Regions from separate parts of the Mus musculus genome. Here region 2 is linked to region 1. The links are chromatin contacts, found by Hi-C or POLR2A ChIA-PET in ENCODE. All regions are on one chromosome and are shown on one strand. The core of a region is the stretch at or near the end of the contact, and the rest is flanking DNA. Distances in the headings are between cores, read along the strand shown. Region 1 holds the start of Pik3r1 (phosphoinositide-3-kinase regulatory subunit 1). Region 2 has its middle 44 kb from the start of Pik3r1.

Region 1 (3,973 bases), core at 1,090-3,589:
AGCAGCCAAAAATGCATATTTCTATGTGTTCAATTGCTCAGTTTTCCCAAACTAACTTCATACATTAGAAATGTACCAAACACACACACACAGCTAAAGAAAACAATAAATGGAGTCAGTGGGCAGTGAAATCCTTCTTTTTACATGACTGCAGTGCATCCCAGATGTGAAAAAGCAGAATGCTATCATAAAAATGCAAATAAAATGACAGATAACAATGTGCACATGGCAGAGTTCTGTTATGCAACTAGGAACAGGTCTTGGTGCAAGATGAAAGTTAAAAGCAAACTCCCACAACAGTCTGAGAGCCAGTTATCAGCTGCATCCAACTTTCTTCAAATCGTAAAAGCTGACAGACTGCTATGGAAAAGTGGCGTGGCCTGCAACAGGCACTTAGAGGAAGGCAGCCAGCAGTGGCGTGGCACAGAACTCCTGCCAGGCAAGGAGCTTCCCCCATTTAAACCTGCCTTTGAACCACAAGAGGCACAAGAAAAACCAGGATCATTTTCTTTGTAATAAGCAAAAAGCACATGTTTTCCAAAGTTTAAGCAACTTGTGTGCTTCAGAAAATGGTCTGCTTGAGTGCAACTGTCAAAAAAAAAATGAAAAAAAAGGGGGGGGCTCTTGGGGTGCTGGTTCCCTGCTCAGTGACAAACGATGCATGGGCGGCTCACCTGTGCAGAAGGCCCTGAAGTCCTAATGATATCTACTTTAGCAATCAATCTGCTCTGAGGCAGAAATAAACCCATCTGCCTACTACAAGCTTTCTTAGCTCATAATTTACTATCTTTCAAATGCCCAACATGGAACACAAGCTAATGAAATATTAAGAGAGGCTTGCACAAGGAGCCTAGGTCAACCAGCTTTGTGAGTAACCCTACCACCTAAAACTTGAAACTCGATCTCACTGAAATGACAATCTCATGCTACACTTAAAACCCGGAACTGCTTCATCCTTTCCTATTTCACACTGTCTGACAAAGAGGAAAAAGACAGGAAAAGAAAAGGGGGAAAATTAAGTCCTAAAATCATGAAACCCCTAAATAAAGCATAAATTCACACCAGTACAGCAATAGAGCCTGCAGCTTCTTCAAGAATTAACGGTGGAAGTGAGACCTTTCCGGTATTACTAGCGCCAGGAGCAGAATTCCCCTGAATACAGTGCCGGCACACAGCATTCAACATGTCACAGCCACTCCGCTCACACCCTTGCGTTATTGTGCGCGAAAGCTGGTTACTAAAATGCATTTCTGTACATGCGTGCCTGGTCAGAGCGTTTCTATTCTCTTTGTCTCGTGATCTGCCGGGCAGTTTCTGCCTTTGGGAAGGAAGTAGCTTGCAGACAATTCCCCCAGATATTTTAGCTCTGGCTTGCACGCGGGCCGGTTCTCCCTGGCCGGCAGCTTAGTGCTGGGCAGGTCCTTCCAGGGTCGCCCCGCGTTAGGAAAAGCTGGATTTCCGGGCGGTGCCAGGATCCCACTCATTATGCCTCCAGCAACCTGCCCAAGCCCGGCGGGCGCCAGACGCCGAGCTAGAGCCCCAGCCACCGACCGCCCCGAGGAGCACTTCCCCCACCCCGGAAGAGGAGGGAGGCAAACTTCGGAGGGCGGGGGCTGGGGGCGAGCTCCGGGGACCACCATGGCCCAGCCTGGCCGGAGACCCCGGCTGGGGCTCCGGGCCTGGAGGGTACGCCGCGCTAACGCAAAGGCAGCGATCCAGGCACTCTCCTCGCGCGCTCCCGGCTTCGGAAAGCTGCAGGGCGATCGGGGACCCTCGGAAGCGTGAGGTGACGGAGGAGGAGGGGAGCCGGTGACCGCTGGCAACTCCAGGACCGAACGCTCCGGGTAACGAGCACAGCCCGCCCGGGGTGGCACGAAGGAAATGAGAGCAGGAGGTGGCTGCGACCAAGCAAGCTGGTCACTGGCCGGAGAAGGCTTCCAAGTGGCCGAGAGATGCTGGCGACTGGGAGCTGGCAGCCTGCTCGCTTCCCCTTGAGTGGCTCGGCAGCAGAAGTGGCTGCCGGTGACAGGAAGAGCAGCGGCCGTGCGCGTTCGCACCGCTTCCCCCTCCCGGGCACACCGGGACCCGCCGCCGCCTACCTCCGGGTCGGCTCGCTTCCTTCCTCTGCCCAGCCTGGGCTTCAGCGGCCTCTGAAGCTCCCAGCTCCCAGGCTCCTGCGATCCAGCTGCGACCTGCCGTCGCTTCGCTGTCCCGGTTCCTTGGCTGCACAGCCGTCCTCACCGCTACCGCTGCCGCTGCCGCTGCCGCTGCTTCCTCCAACTCGGCTCCAGCTGCTAGCTACTCCTCTCCCTGAGCGGCGCAGCTCCAGCGCCAGGCGCCAGCCCCACCCCGGGCCCGCCCCTGCGCCCCGCCCCCAGATACACACCAATCAACGCCCGAGACCCCGCCCCCCAGCGCCCGAGCCGCGCCCTCCGCCTCTGCCAGTCTCCGGGAGGGCTACCAAGGTCTAGGAGCTACGCTCTGTGCTGCCGACCCTACCCCGCACCCCTCGCTGCCCTCGCCCCCGCCCCCGGCTCGGGGATGCCCCGGGCGACTGGACGGCGCGCGCCCTCCGCTACGGAGCGCTCTAACTCTGCGTGCTTGGGGCTGGCTCGCCTGCGGGGCGTCGCCCAGGCCCGAAGCAGGGAGTTCAAATGGGGATGGGGGTGGGGGGTGGGAAATAAGTTCAGGCCTCTCTGGAGCCCAGCCGGCTGCCTGCGAGACCCTGCCTCTTTCGAATCCACTAGAGCTTCAGGACAGTGGCTGGGTTCAGGAAGATGCAGATGCGAGGGCTCGCCAAAGCGGGGAGGCCCTGTAATTCCTGGCCTTGCCTGCCCAGCTTCCCTAGTGGTCAGAAAAACCGCGCCACCCGGCGTGGCACTCCCGGGGTGAAGGAGGGGTGAAAGGGTGAGCTGGAGCAACGAGTGCCCGCCGCCTGCAAAAGCCTGGCACGGCTGCCTCCAGGAACCAAGGCGGGATCTAGAGGAAAAGGAGTGTTCTGTGAGGAGGGCGCATACCGGGTGATCTCTGGCAGTCCTTGCAAGGCAGAGCCTATGTAGGTCATTCAGCCAGTCCACCGCCTTCTAACGCTTCTGATAGGCTGGAGAAACTCAAATGAAGTCTATGGTTTGTTAGATGTAAAAATGTAGATCCTTGGAGTAGAAACCACTATGGAAGCTGCTCAAGAAAAAAGTGATAATGGCTCAGCCTTCCCAGATAAGAAAGGATGATAGCCCCGTGTTTTGTCTTCATAAAAACGTTCAAGAACTCATGGACTTTTTAAATTTTGCTCCCAAAATATGTCTTATTTTGTAGTTCAGGAACCTGTAGCCACCCACCCTTCTTGCCCTAAAGATCCCTTTTGCAGCTATTCTGGCAACAAAATGCTTTTTCTTAACCAAGAACTTAGTCTGTTGTCAAATTCTAAATTTGGTAGTGTATTACTGTGAGTTTTGGAAGCAGAGGGAAAAAATGAAATTCACAGTTTATGTTAAACAAATGCAGTCACGTTTAAAGGTGACGCCCATTCTAAAAGAAGAGATCTCAGTACACAATTCAGGTACTAATGTTTCTGGTACTCTTGGTATCTAATAAAGACAAAAGCAGGCTGCTACCCACATCACATTTAAGAATTTGCCTACCCATTGGACACGCAAACTTTATATGCCCCAGTACAGGGGAACGCCAGGGCCAAAAAGGGGGAGTGGGTGGGTAGGGGAGTGGGGGTGGGTGGCTACGGGGGACTTTTGGTATAGCATTGGAAATGTAAATGAGCTAAATACCTAATAAAAAAATGGAAAAGAAAAGAAAAAAAAAGAATTTGCCTACACAGAAGATGGCCTAGTTGGCCATCACTGGGAAGAGAGGCCCTTTGGTATTGCAAACTTTATATGCCCCAGTACAGGGGAATGCCAGGGCCAAGAAGCAGAGTGGGTGGGTAGGGGAGCAGGGCGGGGGGAGGATATAGGGAACT
Region 2 (3,973 bases), core at 840-3,339, 44 kb after region 1:
GCTTAAACTCTGCTTTGTAGTCCCACCCCAGTGGAGAGCGGCTTGAATGATGTAAGAGCAAGTATCACTAGAATGGATGAAGACCTGAGGGAGCAACAGCTAGTGGCTTCCTGTTGGCCACCCTGTTTTAACCCTGGAAAACAAACACATTTGTTAACTAATTTTGGTCCCCTCTTCAAACAGAGACACATTCAGAGGAAGACCTCTTACTTGTCCAAATAATGAGAATTTAACAGGAAGATAAAACCATTGTCTTTTCTTTTTATTTTCTTTTTTCTTTTTTAATGATTTACTTATTATTATATATAAGTACACTGTAGCTGACTTCAGACACACCAGAAGAGGGCATCAGATCTCATTACGGGTAGTTGTGAGCCACCATGTGGTTGCTGGGATCTGAACCCAGGACCTTCGGTAGAGCAGTCTGTGCTCTTACCCACTGAGCCATCTCGCCAGCTCTGTCTTTTCTTATGGAACTTAAACTTTTCAGATTAAATAGGAGGCATTTCCTCTAGAGAATGCCATCCCAAGTTCAGTTTCAGAAACAACCACTATATGACCAGCACTGAAGAGAGGACGATTTTGTGATATTTAATAGCTCCAATGCTCTCCACCTCGGGTCCTATGTGCCCTTGTCAGTGACTGGGATAGGAGGATGGGTATAAAGAACATGTCCCACTTAGGGATCAGCCTGAGCAGGACAGGCGTGTTCCCCCAGAGCTCCCTCCAGTTTGCTTCCCTCTACCACGTTGTGCCTGCCCAAGAGTCTGGAATCCAACTTTGGCACCATCAAAGAAGGCTTGGAGTGAGATGGGCACCACTCTGCCAAGGGCCTCCAGACCCAGGTTCTGCCACAAGTGTTTTGTGCCCTGTTCTCCCACGGAGGTCACCCAACAAGACCAAGCCAGTCACTGAAGCTATGGCCAAAGGGTGTCTGGAGCTCTGCCCGGAGAGATCAAAGGGACTTTTCCAAAGAAGCACCCTGGAGCTCCCGGGAGACGTTTCAGCTGCGCCATGACTAGTGAGTTCTGAAGGCAAAGGACCTTTTCTAATCCACCAATAACCAAATAAATACATAAATCAAATAAAATGTAAAAACTCCATCTACTCTGCCGAAAGAAAGGCAGAAATCATCTCTCTACATGAAACAGCATTCTACAGGTCGTGCCATGAAGGGACAGATGAGAAAGTATTACAACAAATTTATAAGTGAGCTGAACGGTTAAACTGTAATAAACCATTGGCTATTACTTAATGCCAATTATTTATATTATTATATTTATATTACTATTTGTATCATCTTCTGGGTGCCTTCTATTATTTGTAAGAAGTTGTGACTTTCTTATTTATTTTAAAATAGACATTCGCTCTTGAGCCTAATTTAATATCCTTGCTCATAACAAAGGTGCCATGTTTTACCAGCTTTATGAAAACCTGGGTCTGCCCTCAAGAGAAAATAGATTTTAATGAACTGTACCAGATAGATAATAAATAAGAAATCACCGGCTCCAAGAGAAAACAATTCCTTTATCTGCTTAGAAACACAAAAACCAAAACCGAACCAAAGCAAAACAACTCTATTAAATTCTCATTCTTACTGGTCTTTACTGAAAAGCCAAACAAGGGTGCTCAAAGTACTTAACGTCTACCAAAGCTGCCTATCCCGACCTCGGTGGAAAAGGCAGGCCCAACCCCGTCTTCTAAATGGGAAGAAGGCCAGTTTGCCTGAGCCTGTTTTTTGGAAAGAAATTAAAAGATGGATAGCCCCTTGCCCTGATTGAAAACCATCTCATTTCATCAGTATATTTCTTTAGAAATGAGTTCCGAATTCAGAGGCAGCTGCTTCCAAACGTCTCTGTGAACCACACCAGCCAATGTTTTCCATTTCCTCGGGAGTGAACCGCAGGGCTGCAAGCCACGGAAGAGAACTGCCTGCCCATTTTGTTGCAACGAAACCAAAGAGCTCTTGATTTATCAGTACATTTGACACAGTCTTTATTGCGCTTACGGGGATGAGGGTTGAGGATGGGCAGTGGGAATAAAGGTTGTAAATCTTCTAAATGCAAGCCCTCTAAAGTAGGCCAATTGGTCAGCTGTGAACTTGGCAGCATCCTGAGGCATGTGTGCTGGGCAGCTTGGGAACACGATGTTCTGTTTCACTTCTGAGAGCAGAGGGAAGTGGGATAAAAGGAGGGCTCAGCCCAGGACAGAGAGGGCTCAGCCCAGGACAGAGAAGGCTCAGCACAGACGGGAGAAAGAAAGGGTGAGGGGCGAGGCTGGCGGGGATTTGGAGGGGGTACCAAGACAGAAGATCAGGGGAAAGAGAGATCTCACGGCAGCTAGAGAGACTGTGGTTCTGATGTTCGCTGAAACAACTTTCTAGAAGATTCGGAGTGCTTGTGTGACTGAAGGCTAAAGCTAACAACTGGCTTGTTTAATGTTAGAGACACGATGAGAGTTTTGCAAACCTCCTTGAGAATAACGATGACTTTATAAGCTGTGAGCTTTAAAGATGTGTGGCAAAAAAAAAAAAAAAAAAAAAAAAAAAAAAAGCATATTCAAAAGGGAAACCTGGGCTGCTTTACATCTTCTTTTCATAAGGACTCGCTTGGGGTTTCTCAAACCTAAATTTACATTTTATATTGTTTTAATAAATGTCTAGCTGTTTATGTGAAAAATGACACAATAAATAAAAATGATAAAGCCTTTTGACATATTAAGTGGTGACTCATTGCAAGCCATAGAAAGTAAATTACTTACTGGCTTCCCTTCCTCTCTCCCTCTTCAGAGTCCCCCTGTCCTTTCCTGTAATGGTCAGGAGAGAACTCAGACACAGTGGCCACAGTTCAAGAAAGACAAGGGCGACCGTAAACTATACCTTAACTTGTGGAACTTCTTCATGGGGCGAGAACAACTGCCTATACCTTCAGGTTTGTTTTTCCCAGTAATTTTGAATTGCATTGACACGATGTTCCATCAGGTAAAATCATTCACAATTGGCAGTATGCAATGAAGATGCTCATATATTTTTTTTCTTCAAGTATGCAAACAGCCAGCTTGAAAGAACAGAGGTTTACACGAGCGATCACTGTTTAGTTTTTCACGCACACTATTATTTAAAGGTATTAAGTAAATGAAATCCACCTCTTAAGGGATTTTTCTGTATTTACACATTATTTCCTCCATTAATTGACAGACTAAGCTTAATTGTAAAGACAAACCTGATTTTTACTCAGCTGTACCTCTTCTCTCCCCCCACCCCTCGCCCCCGTTACACCCCAAAAGAGAAAAACAAAAAGTCCCCTATTTATCAGTGTAAAAAGCACCTCAGATGCGGAGGCCAACAGACTCAGCTGGTCTTTGTAAAGGAGTTTATAGCTTTCAGCTGAGCTCTCTAAGTGAGCCTTCTCATTCTCAGCTGCTGGCTCTCTGCGAGCTCCCTGTGGCCTCTGACCTCATCTCCATGGAGACAGAGGTGGGAAGGGGGGAAAAAAAAAGAGAAGGAAACTTTTTAGGCAGCACTTCTAAGTCTCTGCTCCTCTGACAGTACTGACCACACACCAATAGTGGAGACTCTCAGTCAGTTCTTCAGGTTAAATGCTGAACAGGTAATTGATCTGAGGAGGAAAAAAAAAAGGCATTTGCAAAGATGGAAGCAAGCACCTGCCTGCCATACTGGAAGCCGGACGCCTTCTCATCGGTGTTCAAAGCGGAAGCTCAGAATAAAGGCAAAATGGCTGCTGACATTTAACAGCAGAAAGACGCTCCCGAAATCATTCAGAATGTGGCTTCTGGCTGAAAGCCATGAATATCAGGTGTGAGGACTTTGCAGTTTCTGTAATCTGTGGTGGCTAGTGTCTCTCCAGACCTCAAAAACTTTGAGATTTTAATTAGGAAAACTCTTTAAAGAAAAAAAAAAGACAATTATTTTCCTCTTCTGTATTAGTTAAATCTACTTCCTTGCCTACCAGCA

Evidence for each region. A loop is a pair of places that touch in the nucleus more often than their neighbours do. ChIA-PET counts read pairs that join two places held with the same protein, here RNA polymerase II (POLR2A).
Region 2: a map of left cerebral cortex shows a loop between it and region 1 (7-fold over the local background). The contact joins the enhancer-like site here to the promoter of Pik3r1 in region 1. A Hi-C loop is called at or near these places in 9 of 37 maps with a recorded cell type or tissue (gastrocnemius, heart and left cerebral cortex). POLR2A ChIA-PET finds 5 or more read pairs at or near these places in 4 of 5 experiments (Patski and embryonic stem cell).

Annotation. Positions count from the first base shown.
Region 1 is chr13:101,765,878-101,769,850 of GRCm38, forward strand. Pik3r1 (phosphoinositide-3-kinase regulatory subunit 1) reads right to left here and starts at 2,340. Exons shown (of 16, transcript NM_001077495.2): 1 at 2,100-2,340.
Region 2 is chr13:101,810,004-101,813,976 of GRCm38, forward strand. No RefSeq gene overlaps it. Among named protein-coding and RNA genes, the nearest start is that of Pik3r1, 44 kb to the left of the region's middle. Within about 2 kb of position 2,090, at least 2 of the 3 ENCODE cell types and tissues checked have a DNase peak (open chromatin) inside an H3K27ac peak, as active enhancers do; they include gastrocnemius and left cerebral cortex, where a contact is called at or near this core.